Linked DNA regions of Mus musculus: region 2 is linked to region 1. The links are chromatin loops, found by intact Hi-C in ENCODE. Cell type or tissue: left cerebral cortex. All regions are shown on one strand.

Region 1 (2,500 bases):
GGAACGGGTGCGGGAGGCCCCGGGCATCGCTGAAAAGCATTTTTCCACACTCCCGCTCCCTCGCGTGGAGACTCACTTGCCGATCACCTCGCATAGCTCGTACACATCCTCGAACAGCACGTCGTCGTCGGCCATGGTCCGAAGGGGACAGCGGCCGCAGCGTGGAGGGTTCTGAAAACTGGGTTGGGGGCGCCCAAGAGCTCAGTGCCCGGCTCCGGGCTCGTGTCCTCCACTCAGGACCCGCAAGCCCTCGGTGCTGAGGAAGCTCGACTGGGGCCGTGAGGCCCGGAGACTGCAGCGCCTTTCCTCTGCCGGCTGCCGCCCCGGCGCGGGCGGCGGGGCCGGGGCGTGGGAGCGAGGGCGGCCCGGGCCCGGCGCCGCCCGCCCGCCCGCTGCTCCTCGCGCGGTGGCTGGCGACCGCGCTGCCGGGGCGTGCGGACCCTCGGGGACCGCGAAGCGCCGCACTCTCCGCTCGTCAGCCCGCGCGGGCCGCGAGGCCGCGACCGCTCCCTCTGCCCGAGACCGGCTCCGGCGCGGCGCGGGGCAGCTCGGGCTACAGGGGGGGCCGCGGCAGCACCATGGAGGGAGGATCGTCGCGAAGGGAGGTGGTGGCGGCTGATCCGCGCTGGGGACCAGGAGGCGGCGGCAGAGACGCTCCCTCCTCCTTCTCCTCCTCCTCCCGCCGCCGCCGCCCTCCCGAGTGTGGGAGGGGGCTTCGCGGGATGAGCGTTCAGTGCGGGCGGGAGCCGCGACCGCTGCCTTCAGCTCCTCCCCTCAGCCTCAGCAGCCGCCAGGCTCCCGAGCCCGAGCACCCGCCTGGCGCGGACTAACCCTCCTCCCTTTCGGCCCGCACGGCAGCGAGACCCGCAGGCCCCGCCCCTCCAGCCCGTTGGGAGGCGTGGACCGCGGAAGGAGGCGGAGGAAGGGAGGGGGAAAAAAAAAAAGCGCTCCCAGTGGCGCCTGCGCGCAGCGCCCGCAACGTCACGAAGAACCGGCGGGCGCGGGGAATCTAGAGGGCGCTGGGGGTCGGCTAGCGGAGCTGCCCGGGTTGCGGGTTGCAGCTGCTGAGGTGGGGCTGGTGGAGGTCGTCGCCTCTACTCCCAAGCTGCGACCAAGTGGAGAAGAGGGGCGAGGGACAAAAGGTCCATAGCAGTCTGCACGTTCTTAGACGGCGTGCTCAGCACTCTGGCAGCTTTCCCTCTTCTTTCGTAATCTCAGAAAGCCGTTCCCCAGGTTTTTGCTGGGGGAGGGGGGAAACGCAGAGAAAAGGTTCTAATGAATGAAAAAGCCTGAAAGGAGGTGGAGAAAGATTGTCACTCAAGACCGTGTTTGGCGGCGGTGGATGCTTTTAGTGCCACCTTGCCATTCCTTAATGAAGATGAGGGCTGGGGGAGGGGGAGAATTGTCCAAGGAAAGGACGGAACAAAAACTGCAGAGGAAGGTGTACAACAAGAACAGTGAACTAGCGAAACAGCTTCGCCTGCCACCCGCTCCAAACTAACCAATATCTATGCAGTTTCTATTGCTGCTAGACAAAACCTAGAGACGGACCAGGAAAAGAGTGTCGTAAAGAGACTTTAAATCCATTGAATATTGTTCCTCAGCACCAGCATCTGCTTTGTTCACTCCCTATAAGTGTTGGAGTTCTTAGCATAAAAAAATGTCACTAGAAGGAATGGACGCACAGGGTCAGCCGCGGAGTAAGGCTGTGGGTGTTGCCGCTGTGCTAGGTTGTATGCAATATGAAGATTTCTGTTCAACTGAGCATGTGCAGAATGAGCCAACGCCACCAGACAGGTATATGCCTTAGTTGAAGACCAATAAAAAAAGAAGTCTTTGTTCCTCCTCATAGCAGAAGTGTCCAATTAGTTCATAAGTCAGCTCTCCAGAAATCATCTGTTAAAATTCTCAGCGCGGTATTTTTTAAACTAGTATTTACCAAAGTGCAGGGGGCAGGGTGAAGATAAAGCCCATTTCCTTTAAACAAAACAAAACAAAACAAAAAACAAAACGATCTGTACAAACCCTTAATCACTCCCTCGAGAGCCTGGCTGATTTGCTTGCTAAATATTTGGGAGCTAAACCTTCTTTCCTTTTCATTTCTTTCTTGCAAATCAGGGGAAATATAATTGCACAAATAGGTTTTCCTCCTTTCCCAAAGATTTTGTGTTTTCTCTAAAGAATGGGCTTCAGAGCCCAAAACACTTTGTCTTCTTTGGGGGCCCAACAGTTCCAAGTCGCTTACCCCAACCTATCATGTCTACCTGTCACCCAATGAATTCGGAATCATCCACTCTCCTCTGAACCCCACGTCACCTTGCCAGCCTAACTTTCTTTCTCCTGCCAAAACATGAGCTATGCTAAGGTTTGTCTACTTCATTTTGGAGTTTATCTTTCGTGGAGAATTTCTCTCAAAAGTACAAACGGATGATTATTAAGCAGAAAAGGAAACGCAGGTGGAAAAAAAAATAAGGGCAAGGCTAAGCATGGTCTCTGTACA
Region 2 (2,500 bases), 1.0 Mb after region 1:
TATGCCGGGGCCTAGCAAACACAGAAGTGGGTGCTCACAGTCAGCTATTGGATGGATCACAGGGCTCCCAATGGAGGAGCTAGAGAAAGCACCCAAGGAGCTAAAGGGATCTGCAACCCTATAGGTGGAACAACTTTATGAACTAACCAGTATCCCGGAGCTCTTGACTCTAGCTGCATATGTATCAAAAGATGGCCAAGTCGGCCATCACTGCAAAGAGAGGCCCATTGGACTTGCAAACTGTATATGCCCCAGTACAGGTGAATGCCAGGGCCAAAAAAAAAAAAAAAAAAAAAATGGGAATGAGTGGGTAGGGAAGTGGGGGGGGGGAGGGTACGGGGGACTTTTGGGATAGCATAGGAAATGTAATTGAGGAAAATATGTAATAAAAATAAATAAATAAAAATAAATAAAAAAATCACAAGGTTTTTTCTAGATTAGCAGTGCTGTCATTTGAATGTGTCTCTTCCAAGATTTATATTGAAATTTAATCCTTATCATGTAGTTATTAAGTGGTGGGGCCTTTTGGGAAGTGATTAAATTGTAAGATCCCTGTCTTTATGAACAATTTAATATCCTTATAAAACAGACACCAGAAAGAGTCCATACCTTTTTTCCTTTTGAAATTTACAAGTTGAGGAAGTGGCTCTCAACAGATACCTCATGTGGGCACCTTGAATATCCAGGAATACAGTATTAGAAGAATAAATGTGTGCTGTTTATAAATTACTTGTTATAGTATTAAAAATGAAAGAAGACAAACATTAAGAAAATTTTTATTAGATCACAGCAGAAGTTATTGAAAATGTTGCGTTCAGTTCTGGCAGTGCTTTCAGTGGGTCCTTCTTTTCTTCTCTTGAATTATCAGGGGACTGCCATATTTCCTACATAAAGCAGAACGTTTCCTGGGCTCCATACCATCCACTGTCTTGTTTTCAGTCATACTCAATGGGGATAATCTATACTAGTCTTTGTAACAGATACAAATATGATTAATCTTATTTACTTGGAAGCTAATAGAAATTTTAATTATAGAGTAGGATTCTGTTTTCATTTGCAAAGCTCAAAGTCCCAAATTTATTCCCCTGTAATCTCTCTTTTCTTGTTAGTGTGATGACCTGAGCTGAGAATGTCTTCTCTTTATCTTTCACACTCTTTGTAATTGCAGAATGTATGACTAATGACAGTGTTGAAAAGGGAGGAGGAGAGTGGGAGGAAGAAATGATCATCACTACTGTACCAGACATTTCTCTGAGATCTTTACATTAATTATCTCATTTTGTCCTGGCAAGAACTCTTTGAGACAGCTGCTATTTTGTCCCATTTACTTATAAGGAAGCAAAAGTATAGCTAGATTAAGTAACTCAAAATTTTGAAAAAAAAATCAAGATCACTTAGTATATGACCTAGCTGAGTCTGAAGTCTCTTCTCTTGACCTGAGTGAATTTTTTTTCCAGTATTTTAGTTGCCCTAGTTGGTGTGTCCTGATGTACCCTGTCATTTGCCTGCATATAGCTTGCTTTGCCTTAAAGGATGTTCCAGGATGCAATGATCCATCATTCACACCTCCCACCAATTTCTACTGTTCATCATATGGCATTTGGAGCTCTGTAGAAGGAAGATGGAGAAAAGTTGAGAAGATGATATCCCAACTCAAAGACTGTCATTTAGTGAAAAAAAATTGCATTAAATTTTGTCCTGTTATATTTTTAGTGCTTGATGTGGTGCTCCTAATCTTTCCTTCTACCTCTTTGCACCTTGTGGATCTGGGGATACAGTTCAGTTGTAGAATGCTTAGCTTGCCTACATAAGGTTAAGACATCCACCTTCAGCACACACACAGACACACACACACACACACACACACACACACACACACACGAGAGGTAGGGGAGGAGAGGGAGAAAGGGGCAGATATTGTTTGAGCATATATTGGCTAGTAAGTATGATTCTTTATCCATGTTCATATGTAGTATACTTAGATAAAATTCTTTCCTGCATCCACTCTGTAATCAGGAGGAGCCCTTGGTTCATCATGCTATCATCTTCTCATCATTGTGTTACATCAACTATTGTATTATGTCTCAACAATGTATTTTTATCAGCTAAGATATATTTTTAAAGGGAATATGAGAAAGAGAAGAATCAAGCACTTTGGCTATTCCATCCTCTTCTAGTTGTTTTTACTAATTGCCAAGGCAGCAGAAACATTATAAACTATTTTCTATTCATAATGCTGCAAGTCTGTTGATAGCCATGCAAATTAACTAATTTTTCTTAAGTACTAAGGAATATAAAAAGTGAAATTCTCAGTAGTTTGGGGGTATACATATACATCATAATTTTTACTTTCAAGTTTCTAATGGGAGAATGGTATAGTTATGATTCTTTGCTTCTTTCTCATACACCATAGGACTTGTTGCACAGTGTATCAAAGTGTGAGTGGAGCCTAGAAAAGGTAAAGACTCCTTTCTATGAGAGTCACTTTGAAATGACTTCC

The links. Hi-C counts contacts between places; a loop is a spot of excess contacts. Peaks named below come from ENCODE experiments on the same cell type or tissue, not always from the same donor. Only the 100,000 strongest peaks of a DNase experiment are listed, where the experiment ranks them.
Region 2: it touches region 1 in a loop (9-fold over the local background); 3 of 42 quality-filtered maps call a loop at or near these places.

The regions. Positions count from the first base shown.
Region 1 is chrX:13,845,932-13,848,431 of GRCm38, forward strand. It overlaps Cask (calcium/calmodulin-dependent serine protein kinase (MAGUK family)), which reads right to left and starts at 625. Exons shown (of 27, transcript NM_001284503.1): 1 at 77-625. The coding sequence starts at 135. In left cerebral cortex, CTCF peaks have their summits at 162 and 961; DNase peaks (open chromatin) are centred at 90, 840 and 1,662; H3K4me3 peaks cover 1,966 bases; H3K27ac peaks cover 1,354 bases.
Region 2 is chrX:14,844,000-14,846,499 of GRCm38, forward strand. No RefSeq gene overlaps it. Among named protein-coding and RNA genes, the nearest start is that of n-TPtgg3, 140 kb to the left of the region's middle. In left cerebral cortex, no CTCF peak of the experiment used is centred here; DNase peaks (open chromatin) are centred at 1,279 and 1,541.